2 separate regions of the Homo sapiens genome follow, and region 1 is linked to region 2. A link is an interaction called in ENCODE POLR2A ChIA-PET data of the cell type or tissue named here. Cell type or tissue: OCI-LY7. All regions are shown on one strand. Each heading gives the region's core, and the rest is flanking DNA. Links, peaks and the distances in the headings are about the cores only. Region 1 overlaps LOC107986166 (a long non-coding RNA gene). Region 2 has its middle 31 kb from the start of LINC01991.

What was found. ChIA-PET counts read pairs that join two places held together with the same protein. Peaks named below come from ENCODE experiments on the same cell type or tissue, not always from the same donor. Only the 100,000 strongest peaks of a DNase experiment are listed, where the experiment ranks them.
Region 1: POLR2A ChIA-PET joins it to region 2 with 28 read pairs; 3 of 35 experiments call an interaction of 5 or more read pairs at or near these places.

The regions. Positions count from the first base shown.
Region 1 is chr3:187,995,227-188,003,559 of GRCh38, reverse strand. LOC107986166 (a long non-coding RNA gene) reads left to right here. Exons shown (of 5, transcript XR_001741061.2): 4 at 981-1,145; 5 at 5,802-8,333. Among named protein-coding and RNA genes, the nearest start is that of LINC01991, 23 kb to the right of the region's middle. In OCI-LY7, for the core only: a CTCF peak has its summit at 3,266; DNase peaks (open chromatin) are centred at 2,969 and 3,529; H3K4me3 peaks cover 2,290 bases; H3K27ac peaks cover 3,044 bases.
Region 2 is chr3:187,941,258-187,949,590 of GRCh38, reverse strand. No RefSeq gene overlaps it. Among named protein-coding and RNA genes, the nearest start is that of LINC01991, 31 kb to the left of the region's middle. In OCI-LY7, for the core only: a CTCF peak has its summit at 3,317; DNase peaks (open chromatin) are centred at 3,350, 4,010, 4,670, 6,740 and 6 weaker places; H3K4me3 peaks cover 6,717 bases; H3K27ac peaks cover 8,000 bases.

The sequences.
Region 1 (8,333 bases), core at 36-8,035, 54 kb before region 2:
CTTATGTGCCTGTAAATGTTTAACAAATGGCTCTGTGGGGTGAAGGGGAAGCCCTGTTTGTAGTATTTGCTGATTTCTGCTGTGTAAATACTCCCACTGTGCCTGATTTCAAGCTACCAATACGATGCTCACTGAATGTGGAGCTAGGAAGAGATGCCAGGGTCAGCTCTTGTGAGCTGGTACCTGTTGGCTCCCGTACACCGCTAGCCAGCAGTCAGAACAGACACAACGAGAACACACTTGGAGGAGAGGAGGAGTTGGAACTCAGATGAGGAGGTTAGGTAGGTGTGATGGTGAATGTGGGAGTGTCAGCAGCACACGAAGATAAGCAAGAGGTGGACAGGCTGAGCGGCAGCCAGCATCAAGCCAGCCATAATAAATGGTCATCCTAAGAAAGACAGCTACTATTCACTGAGCAATGCTATGTGTCAAGAATTCAGTCTGCTTTGTGATGTATTCTCACAGTATCTCTGCAAGGGTAATTTTATTCCTATTTAACAAATGAGGAAATTGAGGCCTAGAGAGATAAAGCAACTAGTCATGTAAGAAGTGGTTAGGTAAGAGTGCAAACCTGCTGTTTGTTTCCACTCTACCATCAAGCTAGGGGGAGGCTGGGAATAAGTCCTGTTCCTAGACAGGCAGGCTATGGAGCTGTTGGTGGTAGACTTTAATTCCAACAGTTTTGTAGGAATGAGGACCCTGGGTGGATTATGAAATCAGAGATAAGATGAGTCACTGGACCCAGGGTGCAAGGTCAGAAAGGGACAAACTTGATGCTGGGTCACCTGACTGCTAAATGTCCTCTCACTGAAGACAATAAAAGCCCTCAATCCTGGAGTGGAGCAGAGAATTAAGTTGAGAACTCTTGCAGTGTCAACCACGCAAGGTATCAGTGACCAAGTCCTTGTGGATGCAGTTGGGACTTCTGAGGAAATACCCTATATAGGATAACTATGGATATCTATGTTTTATATCAATAGGGGTCTACAGTCCTACAGAGCTGTAATACAGCCTACGGAAACGAGTTTGAAAATGGAAAACTATGCTGAATAAACTGCTTATGACCCAACATCATTCCAAAGCAGAGTTGAGACTATGGTATAGCCGTGCACAGTGTAAGGCATGAAGGTTGGACGAGGATCCAGGTGAGTTAGGTAATGGAAGAGGGATGTGACAAAGCGTGCAGAACCGAAAGCCTCAGGATGAGATGAAGAAGGAGTGAAGGAAGCCTGGGAATTATATTAAAGAAAACTAGAGGAAAACCACCTTTCAGGTAGAGGGTCAAGAAGGCCCAGGACTAAGAAGAGCCTGAAAGGTCTCCAGGGAATGTGACACTGGTGCAAAAGGGAAATGGAGTAATAATAAGTGGCTGATAAATCAGATTAAACTTTGCTGGTATTTGCTATCTGTAGATAGCTTATGTTCCTGAAGTTCCTTTCCTGAGTAGCAGAGTTTAATGGTGTCTCTTAACTGTCAGTATTCTGTGTGAGCATTGAGAGTTGAAAGATAGAATTACAGTGACACAAGGTGGGGAATTTATTATTCAAAGAAAAACCAGATTGAAGTGGGATGTTGTGGTTGTAGATGCCCTGTCTATGAAGGACAAATCTCCCTTTTCATTCTGGAGTGCAGTAGCCAAAATCTGTGCCATTACATGAGTGAGCCCTTTACTACAACAACCTTATGAGATAAGGTCTCCTATTCTTCCCATTTTAAATTACAGAGAAGGAAAGTTTACCCTGCTAAGAAATGGCAGAATTAGGATTTGAACCTCATATACCCTTTAGAACCTGAACCTATATTATTAGGGCAAACCATATAAAATTTTCTGGGTTTTTTAGTATTTTATATTGGATGTCGGTAATTCCCAATCACATTATTTTGACCCTCAGTGTACTGAGAATACCATAGAAGTAAACAGATTTTGCTGTTTCAAGAAGCAGAATAGTCAGTTTCAGCTGCAACACAGTGTCTTGTCTTTTGTCACTTGTGATGCTAGTGGTGGGAATAGAACTTTTTAAGGAGCAGAGAGGATAAACTTGTGAGATTTTCAAGCATGTGGAAGTGACTTGAATGGATTCCCTTTAGGCAATGGACACCTGGATAGAGATCCAGGAAGAGACCACCCAGACGGTGAGCTACTTGAAGAGCCAGCATGGTTTCTGGCAGACAGTGTTGGTTAATAAACAGTGAACACTGAACGTGTATGCCTGTGTCAGATTTCACACTGAGATGACATAGTAATATGGCTCTCCCCTGGTGTGTACATTCACTACTCACCAACTCAACATCTTGGCACAAGGTTGAAAGTTTGGACCAGAGCAAATTTTGGCAGAGCAAATGGTGTTGGGGTGGAAAAGTCAGCGTTTGCTCAGATTGTTCTTGCACTGTCCAAGCCAGGTGGCTTCAGGAACATTGTTCATACTTCCTAAGTCTTCTGTTAAGTGAGCAGGCTTATTCTTTCCAAAGTTCTCTCTAGATGGTTGGGAGGCTGTTAACAGCTTAGAGAAAGTCTTTGTGAGCAAAAAAAAGCAAAAAACAAAAAAACAAAACAAAACCCCACAAAACCAAAAACATTATTTGAGGTGGGGTATAAAATGTTTAATCTTGTCGGAAAAATAGGGAAGCAACATGGTGGCTAGTCTGGAATTTCTGAAAGGCTCACCATTAGGGAGATAGACAGTACGTGGGTCAAAAGGGAGAGTGAGAAAGCACTTCTGACACTTCACGCAAACCTGGCCCCATGCCTGAATGTCTATGGAAGCCACCTCCCTACTGCCTCTGCACTTTGACTCAGTACCTTCACCTGCTGCAGAGGGTGATTAGCAGCAAGGTCTACCACCACAGCTGTGGGCTTCCTGCTCCAGCCTGCCCTTGGGGCCTCCATCACCTCATTTCTTCTGGCCTCCTCCCCGTTCCCCATTTTGGAACAACTGTACATAATCCCCTCTCCCCTGCCTTCCCCCTCCCCAAACACCCCCACCTGCCCCTTCTGGCTCTGTGCCAGCAGCTGGCTGGTAAGCAGTGCCAAATCAAACAGATGTGTGTGGTATTGACCAGCACGTGTTACCAGGCTCCCTGTCCAGCCCCGTGCCTGATCAGGGCTCTCTCTCAACTGGCCGACACCAGAAACCCCCTCTCAGGGGCACTGCAGGGCCTGGAACAGAGAAATGGCGAGATGCTATTGCCTTCTGGACATCTTAGTCTCCCTTCTCCTCACCTTGCAATTCTTTTTATTTCTTTCAGTTCAGCACCTCTTCCCCTGACTTGTTTACTTGTCTTTTTTATTTACTTATTTTTAACTCTTCCTCATTAATCAAGCTCCTGAACATTTAAAGAATTACAGTTTAAAAAGGCAAAACAGGGTCTTTAAAACAAGCTTTAAAATTCAAGTTCTCTTAGATTTATAAAAGACATCACAATAGGCCAGAACCAGCCAGAAGAATAATAGCAGCTGGTCTTCTTCACCGCAGCTCGCCCAAGCCCAGGATCTTTAAGATGTCACTTCCTTCCTTCCTTTCTTAGTGGCATGCAAAATTCATGGTAATTCTCAGAAGTAGGTAGTCTTGCAAGCAAATGGCTTTGATTCTCTGTACAATTGGCTAATTCTACTCACTCCCACCTACCTGTCTGAGCGAGGATGACTTGAGAACAGCAGCAATTAACCCAAGAGAGCCCTGTGACAGATCAAAGCTCTCTGGAGCACTGAAATCTCATTGAAAATAAAATTATCGAGTCTAGCCTAATGATACAAATATTGTTCGGGTTTTAGAGTATATATATTAAACATAAGAAGTGAAACAGCTTGCATTCTTCATAGCTGCTACCTAAGAAACAATCCTCCCAACAATGAAAAGCAACAATATTTTAGTGATTCATACTAAAGATGATGATTTTTCCAAAATAATGGCCTTAAATGTTGATAATCAACAGTGCCTACCTGAATTCCACAGACATGCATGATTTTGGCATTTTTCAGTTGAATTGAAAATGCAAGATTACTGAATTTGGCCTTGTCTACGCTTCTGAATATTACTTAAGAGATCATCAACATGTAAGAAATATTAAATTATAATAATATGTTTCCTATTTTGATTTTGCCCTGATGTCCAGAATGCTCACTTGAATTTGATTCTCAATTCGATAATTACATTAGTCTTTGCCACATCTTTTTGCTTTAATCTAAATATCTAGTTCCTTTTTTTAAAAAAACCCAGGGTATAACTTCTTTTATGTTATAAATTGTCCAAAATTCTTTTTGGAAAAAGAGATGATATAATAAAAAAGAGAATTCAATAAAAATGACATCTAATAACAATGATGAGGATAATTCATGACACTTCACTTTCTACCTTTAATTAGTTATTTATGTACTTGTTGGAAGGCCCTCATTAGACTGCAAATTCCCTGAGGACAGAGCCAGGCCTGCTATGTCTCTGCATCTCCCATGGGGTGGGTGTTTAGTAAGATTCTGTTGGATAAATACAACCTTAGGATTAATTTTAGGGGAAATAAAATGAGGTTGTCCTTCTCCTTTCTTTTCCATGTGTTTCTCTTTCTTGTCTTTTTTCAGGGAAGACTATTGATATAATGTTTTACAGTCAGAGCAGAGCTGAGTTATATGGGGCTGCTTTTATATTGCTGGGTGAGATGTTACTTTCTCCTCTTTCCCCTTTGAAGCCCATTGTAAATTTTTTTCTTCCTCTACATTGTTCTCTCCCTCTTCCTGCATAATAGTCAGTAATGTTCTCCTACATAAATAATAACCACTTACATTTACATAAGCATCGGTAACACTGGCACATTCTTTCCAAAAAGGATTTGAGATGAGCGTCTTGGAGGATTTTTCCATTTTACAATGCACTCTCAGATGCTATAGCTGTTGTTGTTAACTAATAATTTATAGTGTACTTACCATGTGCCAGGCACTAGGCAAGGGCGTCTTGTACACTATCTCATTTAGTCCTCACAGTAATCCTATGGGGGAGCTACTGACATTGTCTGCATTTTCAATGCAAAGAAACGGTGAGGGCGTGGAACTTGCACATGTTCACACAGCCAGGATGGGGCAGGAATGGGATTTGAACCCTGGCCTCTGGCTACAAAACTGAGGCTCCTAACCTCTGAATCATGTTATCCCTTTGGGTCATTACTTCAACCCAGTGAAATAGGCAGAGGGGAGGAATGAGGATGAAAGTAGAGGAACAGCGTTTTCTGAGTGTCTATCAATGTCCAGGACATTATGCTTTCCTTACAATATCTCCTTTGGCCCCTCAGACATCCCACAAGGTAGACATCAATACCGTTAGCGCAAATGAAGAGACAGAAACTGTCTTAGTTAACTTGCTAGGCACTCAGATGAGAAGGCAGGGTTTTATCCCAGGTCTATTTGGTTCTAAAGTTCATATTTTTTTTTCCGTTGTACACGTGGAGAAACCGGCCCAAGTTTACACAGCAGGTTATCAAAAACAACACCAAATCTGGTCTTTTAACCGCCCTTTGAGGGTTCTGGTGTCCTACTGGGGTCAAAATGTGCAGTGCCTGGCTACTGAGTGTCCTTCCCTATGTAACCCTGTGGGGCAGAAGGAGCACTTTAGTATGAGTTGACAAAGAGAAATGCCATTGAATTTTCATCTCATTCAGAGCAGAGAGAGAGAATAGCTTTGGGAACCAGGCTAGTTTGAAACAAGGGCTCCTGAAGCTAATTAAAAGCTAGTCTGGAGCTGTGCTTTTCATTCCTTAAGAATGTTCGACCTCATTAAATAGGAAAAAGCATGTAGAATTTTCTGATTTTTTTCTAGGTTCTGCAGGGGATGGGGATGCTGAGTAAGTGAGACACGTTTCTACAGCTTCTAGCCTGCCCAGTGCCTGCAATGACATCGCTGTTGCTGATGAAGACTTACTGTTCTCAAGTGCTTATCACACTGGGAGGATGGCAACTGGGCAAAGCAGACACAGAAGGACATCATGCTGCTGACTCGTGGCTTCAGACTCTCAGTCTCCTGTATTCCTTCCTCCTGCAATTGCAGGGGGTGCACAAAACATTTGCAGGCATGAACGCAGTGAAGCAAATAGTTGTTCTTAGGAACAATTTCCCTTGGAGTCTTTCACAGACACCTGGAGCAAACTGGTGCTCAGGGGCACAAGGTTCCAGCTAAAAGAAACAGAAAAGTTCACAGGCTTTCCATATGTCCTCTGGAAAAAAACAGAAAGCCTCAAAGATTGTTCTAATGTTTGGACTTCAAGTTCACAGGAGTCAGCTGTAACTCAGAGGCCGTGTGCTCAAGCCATGAAGATGCCTGGAATTGAGAAGACAAGAGATCAGGTTGGCAGAGTCTTATACTGGATATCTTGTAGTTTTGATTTAGGAAACCATTTATGGAGCACCCACTGGGTACCAAACACTGTGCTAGCAGATTTGAGTATATCATATCTAATCCTTCCAAAGACTCCACAAAGTAAGTGTTCTTTTCAATTTACAGGTAAGGAAACAGGAACACCAGCTACAACCCTCATCTTCATGGCTTTTGGCCCTTGCTCAGTTAGTAGAGTACAGCCTGAGGAATCTTGGTTTTGCAAGGTGTTAGAACTGAAAGGGATATTAGAGCTCATGTCTACCTTTTGAGGATAATGGTGAAAAGAGATCCAAAGCCAGAAATGTAAATTAATTTGCCCAGGGACACAGAGCAGAGCTGACACATCCACTCAGGCCTCTGGTCCTGCATGTGGACCAGTCTTTTCTTCTCCATGTAACAGCAGGAGAGCAAAGAGATTAAAATGCCATCTGGGGTGGATGGAACAAATGTCAAGGCCTGCCCTGGCTCTCTCTCTAAGCAATGATTACCACAGACATGGCGGTTTTCAAAGGGCTTCTCACTTAATCTGCTCACCATTCCTTAAAAACGAGGAAAGGGGAACCTTTGAAGTTATGGAAGATAAAGTGACTTGCCAATGTACAATGATAAAAATGTGCATCTATGTCTATAAAATATGTTAAGCTCTTTAGAAGAAAGGTGAAGGAAGAGAGCAAATTGTTTTGGCATTTTCTTATTTCCATCATCTTGTGATCTAAGTTGTCTGACACTGCTAAATCATCCTTTCAAAATAGTGACACTTGTTTCTCTCCCTCTTTGATTTTTCTCCAAACTGCTTGGGGTTCCAGAGGACAGCTCTTCTAGAAATGTCCCTGTCTTATCTCACAAGGCCTGCAGGAAGTGTATAGTCTACAATCCCAGCCATGACATAAACACCAGTCTTTCTGAACCACATGCAGCATTGCCCAGCTCTGGCATATCGGAAATGAGAAATGGCTATATGTTCTGGGGTATGACTGCAGCACTGTGTGCAGGGTGCTTACCAAGCATTAGGGCCGAAAGGGGTTGAAGACTCCTTCAAACTCTTGTTTTCTGAATCAATTTTTACCTGTTTTTCTTCTGACCCGTCCTGATAAATTTTCAGATAGCAAACCTTTTGGTATAGTGACAGTCAAAGTCATTTGCAAAGCATAGAATAAGTGGTTTAGATGCTTAGGTATATTTTTCACTTTGAATGTTCATTCTGAGCCAGTTTTGTTTATGTATTAAAATAATAAAATAAAGGATTAAAGCCATGTTTCTAAGTTGAATGAAAAATAAGATCTATGCATATTTAAGGGTGTCTCCAAGCTACCCTTAGTCATGCTCCCTACACTTCAGCCACTGGATGCCTTGCTGACTCCTGAATAAAGCATGTTAATTCCCACTTAAAATACTGCTAATAACTTCTTCAGTTTGATATCAGTGCTTTACACTCTTACCATAAAGAATTCTAAGCTGGGCATTTCCTGAATTGAGTTAAACCTATCATGTTCATGATCTCACTTATCCCTCAAAGGGACTTATAAAATAGATAGGGAAGAAATGTTTACTTCCATCTTGCAGATGAAGATACTGAGGCTCAGATGAAATGGCCACCAGCTCAGGGTCACATGATATTCTAGATAGAAGAACAATGGGTCTCCTGAATTCCAGTCTAGAATTCCTTTCTCTATATTGCTGGGATTCGTGCTTAACTCTCCCAGATTTGGATTGTATGTTTGGTCACTGATACTTCCTGTCAACATAAGTGAAAGCACCTGGTTGCTTCTTGCAGGGGTAATGACCACATAACCCCTGCATCCCTGCACTTCCCCACCTTGATTCATGCTGTTCCCTCTGCTGGGAATTCTCTCTTCTCTCCTCTGAATGGTCAACTCCTCCTAATTCAATTTTAGGCCAACTGAAATCACACCTACTCTTTGATTAATTTTCTTTTGTGTGTTGCCATAGTGCTGTGCATGCTTCTGTTACAGCACA
Region 2 (8,333 bases), core at 89-8,088:
TCCACTTTGAGAGAACAAGGCGAATCCCCACCTTGCAAATCCCAGCCCCTCTGACTCTGTGCCGTCTCCTCCCTCCTGAGTCCTAGGCTATCACAGTGAGCACAGCTACACACTGAGTGTTTCCTGTTTGACCCTACAAATCTATTTTTCATCCTTGTCTTGCAGCCACTCCAGGAGGCTGGCCTTTATGGATATCTTTAGGTTCCCTATTCCTTTGACTTCTGGTTGGAATCAGCCCAGCACTGATCAGGTGGTTGGAAGGCGGGAGAGGGGAGAGGTGAGCCTACTTTGTCCCCAGCACCCTCACTGACAGTGGCAGGTTGGCAATGCCAAAGGCCACAGCCCTCTCCTGCAGCTTACCAGGACTTTCCAGACTCTGGTAACTGCCTCTTTCTTTGCTCTTTCAGGCCAAGAGCAGGTAACAGCCCCCAGTTGTTGTGAGCCTTAGGGCACATTGCTATCTCTTGGTTTTCCTTAACCCTGCCTGTATCTTTGCAAATTATCATGAATCTCTTTTTGCCCACCTTCTTTAAGCAAGTCCTCTGCTTCCTTCCAGGACCTGTGACTGACACAAGCTGCCTCATTCTTCCTTGTTTCGAATCTCCCATTTCTTAAAGGCATTTATGCAGATATTGAATCTTGTAATATTTAACAAAACAAAGTAAAACCAAGCTAGGGGAGAAGCAAAAAGGTAGGATTGTATAGGGTATGGTAAGAGCACTGAGCTTGGATGGAGGGGCTGAAGGCCCAAGTTTACCACTTACTAGCCGTGTTATCTTGCCAGCTCACCTGGTCCTGCTATTAAATAGAAATAAGAACAATTTTTGCCTTGTCTTCCCCATGACCCTCTGGAAGATCAAATGAGGCAATGTGGGAGAAAGCACTCGGTAAATGCTGAAGCATTTTCTGAGCATTAGGTGTTACTGTTTTTGTTTTTATCATACATGGCATTGAGACAAAATCCTCAAAAGGCCATGCACTGTAATTTCCAAGACACTCAGATTTCCCTGTCACCTCCATGCCTCCTGGATCAGGAGACCTGGCATTTGTGGAATCCAAGATTAACGTCCAGGGAGAGTTGGCCAAGCATGGGCCCACATGGCATAGCTAAAAATACTTTTGACCTCAGTGGGAGCATCTCAGTCCCCAAAAGGGGGTGGACCTGAGGGATAGAGGGTGTGAGAGGGAAATGACCTCCATTAGCTGGGGTTAGGAGAGGGCAGGGCGAGGGTGGTTGTCACCCTTCTTTTTAAGTGCCAAGGGGAACACTGGGTTGATCTCTCTCTCTCTCTCTCTTTTCCTGTGTGTTGCAGTGGTAGTTGGGGATGGAGATAAAGATTGATCTGAACATTTTGTACTTTTCCGTTAGGGTAAAGCCCACACCTTAAAGCTCTTTCTCACGGCCAAGCCTCTTAGGAATTTTCCCAGACTGCCATTGGAGATGATAGACACCTAGAGCCAGAAGGAGGCAATCCTAGGATCTTGATTTACAGTTGATTATAGAAGCTGACTTCAGTCTAGGCAGAATCTAATCCAGGAAACTTGGCTTAATATCCCCAGGGATGGGGAGCGAGAAGGCTCATTGTCTGTATAACCTAAAGATCAGTGGTTTCCAAACTGTAATTCTTAGAGCTCTAGACCCTTGCTTCTTAAAGTTTGGTCCATGGATCAGTGGCATTGACATAAACTGGAAAGTTATTAGAAATGCAGAATTTCAGGTCCCACCATTGACCTCTAAATCGGAACCTGCGTTTTAACCATACCCACTATGGATTTGTGTACACATCAAAGTTTGAGAAACACTGTTTTAGAATCCCTTTGGGGTACCTGAGAGAGTCACCAGTGGGTGAACTCAAGTTGTATATGGTAGGGTCCCATAAGAGACAATATTTGTGAAGGGAGTGCTGTTCGCATTTTTTTTTTCAAAGATTAAAAAGTTGAAACCAATGTGGTCCTTTCCTTCCTTTGTTAAAAAACGAAATTGTGTGGATGTTAGGACCCTGCTCCCGGTGTCTCCTTCTGGGCCACGCCCCTGACTGCCCTGCCTTGCACATTACCTCCTTGGATGCCTGAGTGCTTTGTGCCCAACACAAGCTTGGCACAAGGATGAGGCGGCTCCAGAAGTGAAGGGCTGTCTTAGGAGACTAACGAGACATTAGATTGTTTCCTAGGCCATGCCATTCCCGCCTCCAAAGGTCTAGCCTTGAGAGTGCTACCTGGTGAGGCAATGATGACACAAAATGGGAACTTGTCACGACCTGGGAGTTTAGAACTCAGCTTGGTTTTCTAAAGGGGGAGGGCAGAAGGGTGCAGAGCTTCCTCCTCTGTAGGTGGAACTATGCAGGGAGATTAGTGTTTGTTTTGTGAGGAACATCCTGGCAGGATCGGAAGAAGCACCGGGAACTGAGAAGAGATAAGCCTGCTTCCAGCTGGCATCTGGGCACAGCCCTGCAGTAGCAGGCTTTCAGGATTTCCAGAGGGAGTGCTTGGCGGCCTGCAGCAACGTCTTCTCAGCATCTCAGTTTGCTGCCATTATAAATAACTGTGATTTGCATTCCCTTCACATCGTATTCTGGAGGAGTTCAAAGCATTGTGCTACCAATTTCCCCTGGCCCACCCTCACACAGGTCCCTTAGAGGCAACATTCATGTCTTCCATTTTACAGAAGGGGAAACTGAGGCTCTAAGAAGTCATGCAAAGGTACCACCTATGTCTGCGCACATCTAGGACTGGCAAACTCTGGGAAGAAGCAAGCACCTTAGCACAGCCTCAGAGCCCCCAAGACATCAGCCCCAGACTATTTCTGGCCTGAACTCCAGCTTCTCTTCCTCCTTCAACCTACCCTCTGCCCAGACAACTCAGCCCTGCCTGCCTCCCTAAACTCACTAGACCCTCTAGTTACGCAGACACATTCCCTTCTCCCCTCTCCTATCTCTATATCTCACATACACGTTTTCACCTCTCTTGTGACACAATTGTCCTCTCCTGATTGGAGCTGTCTGACAACATGCTCCCTGGACAACTACCAGACTTCAAAACCCTGCAGGCAGGGGTATGGTTCAGCCCTTCAGCTCACAGCACAATGCTGTCCTCCAAAAATGCTTGTGCAATGATGAATTCATCAGAAGACAGAAACATACAAACTAGTGGATGAAACAGAGGGAGTCTGTATTTATAGAATCTCATGGGTAAAACAGTCATGTCGTTCAACAGTTCTGATACTATGGAAGAGCTCATTCTAAAAGCATTTGAAGTAGAGGCTGTTGTTTCCTATTAAAATAAAAACGCTTGCTGTACTTTGGGGAGGTCTTGAGAGACACCACCTGGCACTGGCCTGTGACTGAAGACACTTGAGTTCTATGAGTCTCAGGGTGTGTGTATGTGTGTGTGTGTGTGTTTAACTGAGAGTACTGAGATGATTTACTACCAGGGTTGTCATGAAGATGAAACAAGGTAAGGTACTTATACATGTTTGTTGCAGGATTGCCACTCGCTATGCCTTTGATACTTAACAGCTACTAGCTAGTCAGAGGAATCATCCGTTTTTCTCCTATCACAGAGCCCAAATAATTCATGGGGATAGAGGAGAAAAGGGCAATAGGAAACTTGAAACTGAGTCTTCCTTTTCAGGACATGAATGCTCTGGATCTTAGGAAATGGTTATCCAGGATTCTAAACCTAATGATTTAAAGAAATGGTGTCTGATATCCAGCCCCATGCTAAGCTCTTCCTTAGTTTCAGTTGTGTGACTTACTCACCAGTAATTCAGGAATTGAGCACGCCTGGACTCTGGGCCTGCGGTCTCCATCCTAGAGACCTTCACACTGGGCAACCAGAGGTGTGGGGTGGAGAAAGGACTGGCCTGGCATCCGTGGGACCAGGGTTTGTCCTCTGAATCATCTCTTGACCATGGAACATTCATTTCCCCTCTTTGGGCTTTAGCTTCCTTGTCAAATGAGAACCTGGACTAGCTGCTCCATAAGACCAATCACCATAGTTCTGTTATGCAAAATTGAGATGTTCACAGTCTCTGCTCCCCGGCATCTGCATTCTTCTTCCTTCTTGTCATGTCTACCCATCCTAATGACTAGGGTCAGTTGAGTGAGAAAAAGCCTGTAATATAGTGCTTTACATGTTTAAAGTGCTTTCATACTCACTTACCTTATTCTACCTTTACAAACAGGTCAACAGGACACACAGGTGGATGTCATAATCCCCATTTTATAGAATATAAGAATGAGTCTTAGAGATGGGGAGGGGTGCTCAGTAGAGGCAGAGCAGCACCTTTGCATTCCCTGTTCTGATTTTTTCTGCCAGTGACTCCCAGGACTGGTGGCGGTTATAGTGCTGGATTTGGTTCCCTGGACCAAAACAAAGCCCCTTCTGCTTCCTCATGATCTTTCTCCCACTGCCCATTCTCCCACTGCCCAGGTCCCAGTCACCTTAGTCCTTCTTGCTTGGCCTCCCAATAAGAGTAGGATGTGGTGGAGCTGAGTCCGGGGCAGAGCCACTTGGTGAAGTTTGACAGGGGTTGGTTTTACCCTTCTGCCACTTCCTCCTTCATCCTGTGCTAAAGTATTTCTTCAGGTTTCGCCTTTTGACCAAGCCTCCACACGAGGGTCTGGGAAACTTAGAGCTATTGTTCTGTGGGTATGCAGAGGCAGAATACTGAGAACAGAGACAGTGCACGGGGGCAACCTAGGCCAAGTGTGACAGTGAGACTTCTGAGATGCATGCTTGACTTGCTCTGATGGGTTGAAAACAAGTAATTGGGCAGAAAGTCATGCACCTGGAAGATAAAATGATAAGCTTCTAAAGTGGGGGCAGGGAGAGGTAGCACAATGCTTGCAATGAAAACAGGTGTATGCATTATTAAGCAGAATTAGTCAAGGTGAGTTGGAAGAATTTAGGCATCTCTGTTGAAACATTTTTCACACCCATCCTACTTTTCTTAACTACCACCGCCCTCTCACTTCTCATTCAGGAGGTTGCAAAAGCCTCCCAACTGGTCTCCCTGTGCCAGTCCTTTCCGGCTCCTTTCCACCCCGCAACATGGATCTCAACCTACCTGTTCAGCTGTATTCCTCAGTGCTCCCGTCTGAGCATGCAGTGCTGCAACCCAGGCAAACGACTCACTCTTCTCGTCCTGTACTTTTCCATCTCCAGCCTTTGCTAGTGTGTTTCTCCCTCTGCTTAATTCTCCTACCCTGCAAGTAGAAATCCAACCTCACTCTTTCAGGCCCACTTCAAATGCCACCTCCCCTGTGAAGTCTTTCCTAATCCTACCCTCTTCTTTCCTTCCCAGAGGAATGACCCCTCCCCCCTCAGGAGTGTATAGAACACTCGATTACTTGGCCTGCCCTTTAAGGGTTCCTATTGCCATCTACCTGGTATTTTAACTATTTCTGTGCATGTCCTATCTCCCCTACCAGACGGGGATCACCTTGCAGTCAGGAAAGGGATCACTTTCGAATTTGCATCCCTCAAAGTCTTGGCTGCTGTTTAGTTATCTGAAGAATTAATAAAGACATGAATGAAGAGTACTTGTTGGGACAGGAAAGAGAAAAGCTCTAGCATCTTAGCTTAAAACTCAAATTAAACTGGTGATGCAATTTGAGACACGTGTTGAGTGAAACGCAAATAAATATGTTCAAAGAAAGCTGGATCAGAAAGAAAAGAGCCTGGCAAGGGAGTGCAACCCAGGGGACCAAGAAAATAGGTATGAGGGAGAGGGAGACAGTAATGTTTGTTTTATGCTTGGTAACAGGAGAAGTCAACAGAAGCTGGAAGAAGCATTTTAGGGTGGGACTGAATGAATCACAGAGCTTCTATTTAACCCTTATATAGCCCCATATGTCTTCCCCAGTGTAGAAGCCGTAGGAAAGAAAAGTGTCTGCAGTATTAGTCGGCATCAAGAGTTATGATTACCTTTAGTCAGGCCAGTGAATAATTTTAACATGGGCACGGTATGATCCATGCCACTGAATGTTCACAGCCTACTTGGAAAAGACGACATGGTTCCAAGCAACCATGACAAAGTATATATTCAAATGTGCCTTCAGAATGTATAGAACACTTGCTATGGGACAGTGGAAGAGCCCACCAGTAATTCCAAATAGGAGAAGGTGGAAGCAAGCACGATGAGGGAGACTTTATGGAAAACATGATTTAGAAGCAGAGGCTTCAAGAATGGGCCCAACTTTCACCAGTCTCCGGGAGTGGTCCGTGAGAAGGAGTCACAGTACAATTCAAGCTAGAAAGGTTGCCGAGGAAGGCAAGCCTGATGGGCAGGGACAGAAGGGACTATAATGCCCAGTTGGGCAGCAATGCCAGCTCACCTTTTGGAACACTTGTGGGTATTGACCGACCTGTGTTTATGCACTAGAATGAGAAAGCTCACACTGTTTTGTGTGTGTGGTGAGTAGGAAAGGTAAGCAAAACTAGAAATTACAAAAAGCCTACTGAACAATGGAAAGCAATTCTCCCTCATCTGAACTCAGTTCCACCTGTGCAGGCGGAGTGCAGACGGTGAGTCCCTAAGGCAGGCCAGTGTTGGAAAGGGAGGCTTATCTTGGTCATTCATTGTCCCTTGGCTTAGGGAAAGTGAAGGCTAAAAGTAATGTGAGGAATGAGGGACTTTTCACTTTCAGCAGATCTTGTATATTTATTGCCTCATCTGCATAGGTAAATCAGAGTGGTCAGCAGTGCAGGGTGAGGCAGCGGTTAGCTGTGCAGCTGCATGAGGAGGCTCCAGCAGCGGCAGGGCGGGGAGTCCCCAAAGCCGCTTTTGGGACCCAGTGCCTGCGCCGTCTAGAGCTAGGTGGAAGAGAAGCGGGAAGGACAGAGGAAAGGGAAAGAGAGGCTGTGGCAGAGAGGAAAGGGCTCCTAGGTGTCATTTAGGACAATCCCTCTATTTTACACTTGGGAAAGCTGAAGTCAAGAGGTCCTTGTCCACAGTTACAGGGTCCTCAAGAATTAGTGTACGTCCTATCCCTTTGCACAACTGTGGTGGAGGAGAGGGATGGGAAAGGTAGACAACTAAAAGTGAAGAGTCCATGGGTCCTCCACAAGATATGCTGGCACGCCCTCCTAACCCGCTGTTCCCTGACGGTCAGCTTCTGTCTCTTACTTACTTACGTTTCAAATCAGTGTTCTCCAGGGCCACAGGACCTTTGGGGGAAATATGTTTTCCATCAGAAAGACATTCCTGATATCCATGAAATTTGCAAGCTTTCTTTGTAGTTATTGTTGTTTATTTTTGTTTTCCAGTTGAATGGAATCCTTTTAAATCTCTTTAATATTGCTTATGTGGGAAAATCATTCACGGTCACTTATGATTTCTGAAGGCTTTGGATGGCTAAAAAACTGATGAGCATTAAGAAATGTATGCTTGCTCCACAAATTTTACTTTACATTTTTGAAAGGATTAAACTGGATTTTATTTTCGGTTTTTAAGGTGGTTAAGCTGAGAGGCAGCTATGCTCTGTTGGGAAGAGCACTGACCTTGACCTCAGAAAACCTGTGCTCAAATGCTAGCTCTGCTATTATTGTTTGTTTGTTTTACTTTGGTCAAGTCCATTGATCTCTCTGAGCGTTAATTTCCTAATCTTTAAAATGGGGGTATTAACCTCTCCCTCATTAATTTGCTTATTTAAATTTATTTAACAGATAGTTAATGAGCTTCTATTAAGTGTCAGGTGATGTTCTTGAGACTGAGATAAAATTATAAACAAGACAGCTGAAATCCCTGCTTTCCCAGAGCTTTTAATAGAGATTAAAGGGGATAAGATGTATTGAAGAGTTTAGCACGGTACCTAGCATGGAGTAGCTGCTTAATACATTCTAACAGGGGAACTCTTGGAACACTGAGTCCCGAGACAGCTGTTTCAGTCTTAGCTGTGACATTGACTAGCTGGAATCTCTAGACACATAAATACTTTCCAGTACTTCCCCTGGGCTAGTGTGGCCTTCTTCCACATAAATGCTGGGGATCATTATTCATATAGGGTTTCCACAGACAGAGAACTACTTTGCTCAGGTGAGTCCCATTTATGTAGGGAGAAGACCAGAGTCACTGGCCCTAAACATGTCTATGGAAGGGTCCTGTCCCACGCATGGGTCAATTTTAAGATCTGGAACGAAATTTCAGTCTGTTTGTTTATTGCTTGCTTTCTCCTTATCAACCCTTCTCTGGCTACTAGTAAGCAGCTTAGCTCAAAACAAATGAAAATCTGATGAAATCTGCTCTATCCCTAGATGAACTTGCTTTCACAGGAAATGGAGGTGGGACAGTTAGTGACCAGTAATCATGGTCACTAAAACTGACACCCAAC